Regions from separate parts of the Homo sapiens genome. Here region 2 is linked to region 1. The links are chromatin contacts, found by Hi-C or POLR2A ChIA-PET in ENCODE. All regions are on one chromosome and are shown on one strand. Each heading gives the region's core, a stretch centred on a gene start or an enhancer-like site at or near the end of the contact. The rest is flanking DNA. Distances are from core to core; before and after follow the strand shown. Region 1 holds the start of KMT5B (lysine methyltransferase 5B). Region 2 holds the start of MRPL21 (mitochondrial ribosomal protein L21).

Region 1 (3,523 bases), core at 338-2,837:
CTTTCCCCAACACGCTCCAATTCACACTCCAGGTCTGCGCTTCCTTGGGCACCTGCCGGCACCAAGTTCCAGGCATGTGCACGCCTATGCCAACCTCAACTTCTTGGAGGTCCTCCGCACCCGCTTCCTGATTTATTCTGCATTTTTCACCCGAATGCTGAAAGAGGGCTCTGGCTCAAGCCCTGACTAGTTGTCATAGAGGTCACGGAACTCCCTGTGCCTCAGTTTCCCTAGGTGTAAAGTGGCACCCACATGGCCCCCACCTCCGGGGGTCGTCCTGACGCGTGAGAGGGAGGATGCGCGGAGACCCTGGGCAGCCCCGCAGGGGCCGGGAGCGCGCTCATCGTTCTGTTGTCTGGACTACAAGATCGATGCCCAGGCAAGCTTCGCAGCTCCCCGGCTCGCAGGCGGCCCGGTCCCTCAGGATCTCCCCGCCAGCCCGGGATCCCCGAGGAGGGATCGCACGGCCAGCGCGCAGGGCACACCCGGAGTGGAGCGGAGCACGGCGCGGGGCACATAGTGGGTGCTGGGGGCGGCGGGGCCCGCGGGGGGCCAGGCCAAGGCGCGCCCGCTCTCCTCCTCCCTCGCATGCTCCGCGCAGGAACGCTCAGCCTGCCCACACGGTCTTAGGGTGCATCTGCTGCCAGTGACCCCCATTCCCACAACAAAAACGCTCGTCTGCCCGGGGCCACCTCCCTCGGAGCAACTGGGACGCGCGGCGGGAGGGGGGGGGGTCCCCTTCCCCAGGGCTGCAGTCCGAGAGGCTGGCTCTAGAGCCGTCCCTGGTAGGGGCAGGTGTGCAAAGACCCAGGGCCCGGGACAGCTGCCGCGGTCCCGCGGGGACCGGGACCGGAATGCGGTCGCGTAAGGGCCGCAGGGGACCCTAACGTGGCGCCCGCGGGGCGCGGGCGACGCCGCCTCAGCCGCGATTTAAAGGGCAGCGAGGGCGGAGGGATCCCAGCCGCCTACCGGCCGGCCGCGAATCCCTCCGCCACGAGGGGAGGCGACGGCTCGCTCTGAATCGCCCTTTGTCCCTCCGCCGTCGGGAGCGCCCGGCACAGAACTCGCTCCCCGCGCGTGCCCGCGTCCCGCACAGAGCCCCGTGGAAGCGCCGCGGCGGCTGGGCCTGGCGGGAGGCGCGCGCACACTGTGGCAGCTGCGCCGCACGGTGTCCCTCCGCCGTCGAGGCCGCGGCCTTCTTTTCGTATCCTTCCACCGTGCCCGGGCGGGGTCCAGGCGGCTCACCGGGGGCGGCGACGCGGCGGCGGTGCGGGCGGCAGGGCAGCGGGGCGATGAGGTGAGGACGCCCGGGAACCGGAGGCGGCACCGCGCGGCGCACGGACCTGGGACGCGGAGTCCTGAAGCCGGCGGACGGTTTTCGTACGGGCGGCCGTGCGCGAGGCGAGGTGAGGCCCCGGGTGGCGGGGCGCGGGGGCGGGCGCCGGGGGCGCAGCGAGCCGAGGCCGGGGGCGCGGGGGGCGCGACGGCGGCGGCGGCGGCCGGTTGGGGGCGGGGGGCTCGGACGCTGCGGGGACTCATTTTTCCCGTCAGCGGAGGGAGCGAGCGGTGCTGCGGCCCGCGCCGCCATCTTGGATTTTACTCTCCATTTTTCTCTGGAATTATTTTTGGTGATTAATTTTCTGGGGGGGACTGGGACGCGGGGCCCGGCGGCGCGGCCCCGCATCGCAGCGGCCGGGCAGCGGGGCCTGGGACGCGCCCCGAGGAGGAGCGGGGCGGCGCAGGCGGTGAGTCGGGGGAGGGGCGGGCGCCGGCGAGGGTGTGCGGGGGGCGGCCTCGGTGACGGGGCGGGCAGGGACGTGGGGGACCGCGGGCCCAGGCCGGTCGCAGGGCTCCGGGGCCAGGGCGGGTGGGGCCGGGGCCGGGCGCAAGCGGCCGGGCGCGGGGGGCGGGGCTGCGGCCGGGCCGGTGCGGGGCCGGCGCGGGGCCTGCAGTGGTGGCCGCGGCCGGAAGGGAGCGGTAGCGGCCGCCGGGCAGCGTCGGGGCCGGGCCCGCGGCCGCACGAGGGGAGCAGCCCCGCCGCTCGCGATTGGGGGACTCTGTTTTCCCTTTTCTCCAATGGGCAGCCGTGAACCGTCTCGCCCAATCTGCTCCCACTGCCGCGCTGAACTTTTTGTTTTTGTTTTGGCCCGAGCGCATTTCGGAGCCCTCCCGAGCTCGTCCTGCAGCCCACCCTCCTCCCCGACGGCGCCCCTGGCCGTGGCCCGGCGACCCCGCGGCCGCTGCGTCCCCTTTGTGCTTTATCCGCTCTCCCTGCGTCCCCTGGTGTGTGTCTGTCCTTCCACGTATTCGCGGATGATGTGCACCGTTGTCACCTCCGCCTTGGAAGGAGGAACAATGACAACTCGATGCAACTTGCTGGATTAAGATAGAAACAAGTTGGGTGCTGAGAAATTCAGTCTATTTGGGTTTATTGGACCCGGGTCTGGAACAGTAACTTAACGATTTATTAAGTGGTGGAACTTTCGGAATACTGGGGAGGTGAACATGTGTTCTTTGAAGTTAATTTTTAAGAATTTGCCAAATGAAATTTACCTGGAGTGGGGGGAGTTTTCCTTAGAATAGAGGGCAGGTGAATTAATTTGATTGATTGTGGTTCTTTGTGATGTGGACCTTTTTCGATTTAAACCAGTTTGATATAAAGTGTAGTTGAGGATGGCCATACAGGTCTGAACTTTGCTGTGTAGGATCTTTAGAGGAAGCAGTTGCCAGCTATAACTTTTTTCCTTTAGTCTTTAATATTGAGAACACGCCTATAATATTGATAATTAGTAGTAAAAAGAAGTATTTTCAAAAGAGGAGGAAACCATTTTTACCTGAAATAATTACAGATAATGTGTGCATGTTGAAATACATAAATTGCCGCTTGCTGTAAATACAGATTTATTGTGTATCTGAAGGTTTAGCAATTTGAACCAGAGGTGTGGCCCTGTCCCTCTTGGAGCGCCTTATATTCCCAGGTTAGAGTCCACAAACGCTCTAATCCCGGCTTGTGTGGGAACTCCAGCCCATTTTTCACTTTGTAATCTCTAAACATTCGACATTCTGGTCCCTCTCCCAAGCTCTGGCTCCAATAGCTTCCCATACCTGGTCCCTGTCGGCCGTGCCCTGCCCGGCATTCCTCCACCCCTTTTCTCCACCCCGTACACTCTTGTCCTTCAGAAAGGCCCCGTGAGAATGTTGCTTCCTGGTGAAACCTTCACACACACAGCCGTTGGGGTGGTTACTCGTGAGTTTTTGAGTCTCTTGTTATCTCGTCCGCCCACGGGCAGGTACAGAGTAGGTGCTCATAGACCCTTAATGAATGGGTTAATTTATTAATCTCCAAGTTGTCAAGCTTAATAGTTTGTATTAGTTTTTCAAAATAAATCCACTTTAATGTTGTTTACAAACATAATTATATTTTAAAAACTGAGCTGGAGAGTGAAGGGAATATGGTAGATATTTCTTCAATAAGAGAGTAGGGTAGGGCTTGATTCTTTATCCATGATCATTTCCAAGTGCT
Region 2 (3,523 bases), core at 681-3,180, 690 kb before region 1:
TCATCCTGGCTGCCACAGCCCCGGTTCAAATCCACATCACTGCTCACCTGGACTAAACAGAGCCTCTCAACTACCTTACCTCTGGCCTCTCCACGTCCAATCAAAAGCAGGAGACCCAAGAAATCCTCCTAAAATGCAAAGCTATTCGCCTCCCTCACCTGCTTAACCCCGCTGATGGCCCATCCTTCATACACAGAACAGAAGACTAGCTCCTTAGCCAGGCCCTTCCCAGGCTCGCCCTGCCAGTCTGCTCAGCATCCTCAGAAAGAGCCACTGCCATGGGGGCTGACTCTGTCCTTGGCACCACGCTGAGCACCTGACTGACAGGGGATCGTTTCATTCTCAGAGCAAGCCTGTGAGGTGGGAATCATCCCAGTTTTACAGATGAAGTAAGTAAGGCTCAGAGACAGAACCTGCAAAGTCACACAGCCATAAATGAAACAGCTGGGATTCTAAGAAACTCAACATAACTGCAAAAGCTCTCCATTGCCATGATCAAAAGCATCTCAGACAAATCCTACCCACATATGGCTGACTGCAAACTCTGGAAGCAGACTGCCTGACAGCAAATCGGGCTACACTGTGTCACCCCGGGGCAAGTTACTTAACCCCTCTCTGTCTCCATCTCCTTAGACGGAAAATGACAGTAACAGAAACCTACACTGCGGCCGGGCACGGTGGCTCACGCCTGTAATCCCAACACTTTGGGAGGCCAAGGCGGGCAGACCACGAGGTCAGGAGATCGAGACCATCCTGGCCAACATGGTGAAACCCTGTCTCTACTAAAAATACAAAAAATTAGCAGGACGTGGTGGCGCGCCTGTAGTCCCAGCCACTCAGGAGGCTGAGGCAGGAGAATCGCTTGAACCCGGGAGATGGAAGCTGCAGTAAGCCGAGATCGTGCCACTGCACTCCAGCCTGGGCGACAGAGAGAGACTCTGTCTAAAAAAAAAAAAAAGAAAAAGAAAAAAAAGAAACTTACACTGTAGGGTTGGCATGGGATGAGGTGTAAAAGAATTAACGCATGGAAAGTACGTAAGTGTTAGCTCTGATTGTTTTGGACAAGTAAATAGTCCCATTCGGAAACAAGCCCGGCTCTCACATGGCTCCCCACACCTCTCAGGACGGCTCCCCACCCTACTCCGCACCCACCAGCTTAACTCCAATTTTCCTTCAGGCACCACTCCCTCCTTGAAGCCACCATGACCCTCCCCAGGGAAGGGCCTTCCTCCTCCAGGCTCTTTCCCCGCGACACGCACGCAGCCGGCCCTGGACGCACTGGAGGGGAAGGGACTCTCTGCTTATGCCCAGCCCGCCGCTGGCCGGATCGGGGGCAGCCAGTGCACCTGACTCATGCTGCCGGGGCCTGACTGAGAATGGGCGCAAACCATGTTTACTGAATGAATAAGGGAAAGGGCTGCTAACTCGCTGCGGGTGGAACTGGGGTCGGGGCCAGGGCCCAGGAGTGTAAGCTTAGTGGGGGGTCTCGGGTCGGGAAATCAAAGTGCTTCTTAAGGGTCCCCAAACGGAACGCGCTGCCCAGGAAGTGATGAGACTGACAACTCGGGAGGTGGCCAAGCAGGGGACGGACGATCCCTGCCCCTGACTCGAAGGGTCGGAGACGAAATTCCCGCCCCAGACTATGAGGCCGAGCCCCTCGGAGACTCTGCCCGGGACACGGCGGGACCGACCGCGAGGGAGCGGCGCCGGCGGCCTCCCGTACCTGCGCTCCTCCACCTCCGCGTCTCTCTCAAGCTCCAGCAGGTCCAGTTGCTTGGTCACGAAGCTCTCCACAGCTGCCGAGGCCATCGCCGCCGCCGGCCTGGGCCCCTAGAAGCCGACGTCCCGCTTCTGCGCCGGGCCGGTGTTACAGCGGACCGGTGTTCCCCGCCGGGCCCGTGCGTTACGCACGCGGTTCGCGTCGTTTCCGTTTCCGGCCGAGGCTGCGGCCATGGCAGCATCTTCCCTGACGGTCACCTTAGGGCGGCTGGCGTCCGCGTGCAGCCACAGCATCCTGAGACCTTCGGGGCCCGGAGCAGGTGAGACCTGGGATATGGGAGGAAGGGAGGACGCAGAGCGAGCGCTGCTCCCTGCGGTCTCGCCACGTATGTGCCTGGGTCCGACCTGGTGCCTTGTGTGTTGATCGCATTTGTGGTGAATATAGCACGGGTTTTGGAGTCGGGGGAACCCAGGTTCAGATTTTGATTCCTTCAGTTAGTAGCCTGAATACTGACAATAGCCCTTGAACTTTGGTATAGGCCCTATGTTATGGGGGAGAAGAGTGAGGCTCAGAGGAGCTAGGTAACGTGCCCAGGGTCACACAGCGGGGAAGTGGAAGAAGAGTACTTCAGGCGCAGTCATTTCGGCTCCAAAGCCTGTGCTTGAACCACTGCCCCCAGGCTGCGAGCTGGTCTGAAAAATGGTGATGGATATCCTCGCCTAATCTGAACTCATTCTGCAAAAGAAACAGCCGTATTTAAGGCGCTGGGCTGATACGAGGCTCCAAAAAGGTTATGTCCGTTAAAAACTCTATAAATCTCTGCTTGAAAATGGTTGGAGTGTGTATTTGTGTGCATGAGTGTTTATGTATGTTTTAAACCTGGGTTTCATGTCTCACCATGACCCCCAAAAATGGAAAACTGGATCTAACTCTATATTGGACGATATTAAAAGAATAGTACCATAATTCCCAAAACTTGGAAGCAACCCAGATGTCCTTCAGGAGATGAATGGTTACATAAACTGTAGGACATCCATACAGTAGAATATTATGCAGCAATAAAAAGAAATGAGTCATGAAGAGACATGGAGGAAACTTACATACATGTTACTAAGTAAAAGAAGCCAACCTGAAAAGGGGACATCTTGTATGTTTCCCACTATGACATTCTGGAAAAGGCAAATCTAAGGAGACAGTAAAAAGTTACATGGGGGGTAAGAGGATTGGGGGAGAAAAGGATAAATAGGTGGAGCTCAGAGGATTTTTAGGGCAGTGAAACTATTCTGTATGATATAATGGTAGATACATGTCATTATAAGTTTGTCCAAATCCATAGAATGTACACTACCAAGGGTGAACCCCTAATGTAGACTATGGACTTTGGATAACAATGATGTGTCAATGTAGGTTCATCAATTGTAAAGATTGTACCACTCTGGTGAGGGATGTTGATAGGAAGCTGTGGGCACATGGACAGGGGACATATGGGAACTCTCTGTACCTTCCACTCAATTTTGGTGTGAAACTAAAACTGTGCTAAAAAATAAAGTCTATTAAGAAATTAATAATAATCACAGAGTTGGGCCAGAGGCAATGTAGATGCCAAAATTGGCCATGAGTTGGTAACTGTTGAACCTGGAAAGGGATAATTGAGAGAGTTCACTATTCTGTTCTCTTTACTTTTGTATGCTTGACATTTTCCATAATAAAACTTAGGTTTAAGTAGGCAGGAAAGTTTTTACAAAAGCAGTGGGACTTACTCCATTCTACCTACCTACATGAAACCACCCCTCCAATGCTATG

Evidence for each region. A loop is a pair of places that touch in the nucleus more often than their neighbours do. ChIA-PET counts read pairs that join two places held with the same protein, here RNA polymerase II (POLR2A). Pooled maps may share reads with other maps.
Region 2: a map of gastrocnemius medialis shows a loop between it and region 1 (4-fold over the local background). The contact joins the promoter of MRPL21 here to the promoter of KMT5B in region 1. A Hi-C loop is called at or near these places in 1 of 168 maps with a recorded cell type or tissue (gastrocnemius medialis) and 6 of 50 pooled maps. POLR2A ChIA-PET finds 5 or more read pairs at or near these places in 1 of 52 experiments (K562).

What each region holds. Positions count from the first base shown.
Region 1 is chr11:68,211,360-68,214,882 of GRCh38, reverse strand. It overlaps KMT5B (lysine methyltransferase 5B), which reads left to right and starts at 1,587. Exons shown (of 11, transcript NM_017635.5): 1 at 1,587-1,745. RefSeq lists silencers at 606-745, 856-1,295, 1,881-2,350 and an enhancer at 207-909.
Region 2 is chr11:68,902,239-68,905,761 of GRCh38, reverse strand. MRPL21 (mitochondrial ribosomal protein L21) reads left to right here and starts at 1,930. Exons shown (of 7, transcript NM_181514.2): 1 at 1,930-2,039. The coding sequence starts at 1,952. IGHMBP2 (immunoglobulin mu DNA binding protein 2) reads right to left here and starts at 1,871. Exons shown (of 15, transcript NM_002180.3): 1 at 1,724-1,871. The coding sequence starts at 1,809. RefSeq lists enhancers at 1,389-1,448, 1,779-1,898, 1,330-2,057.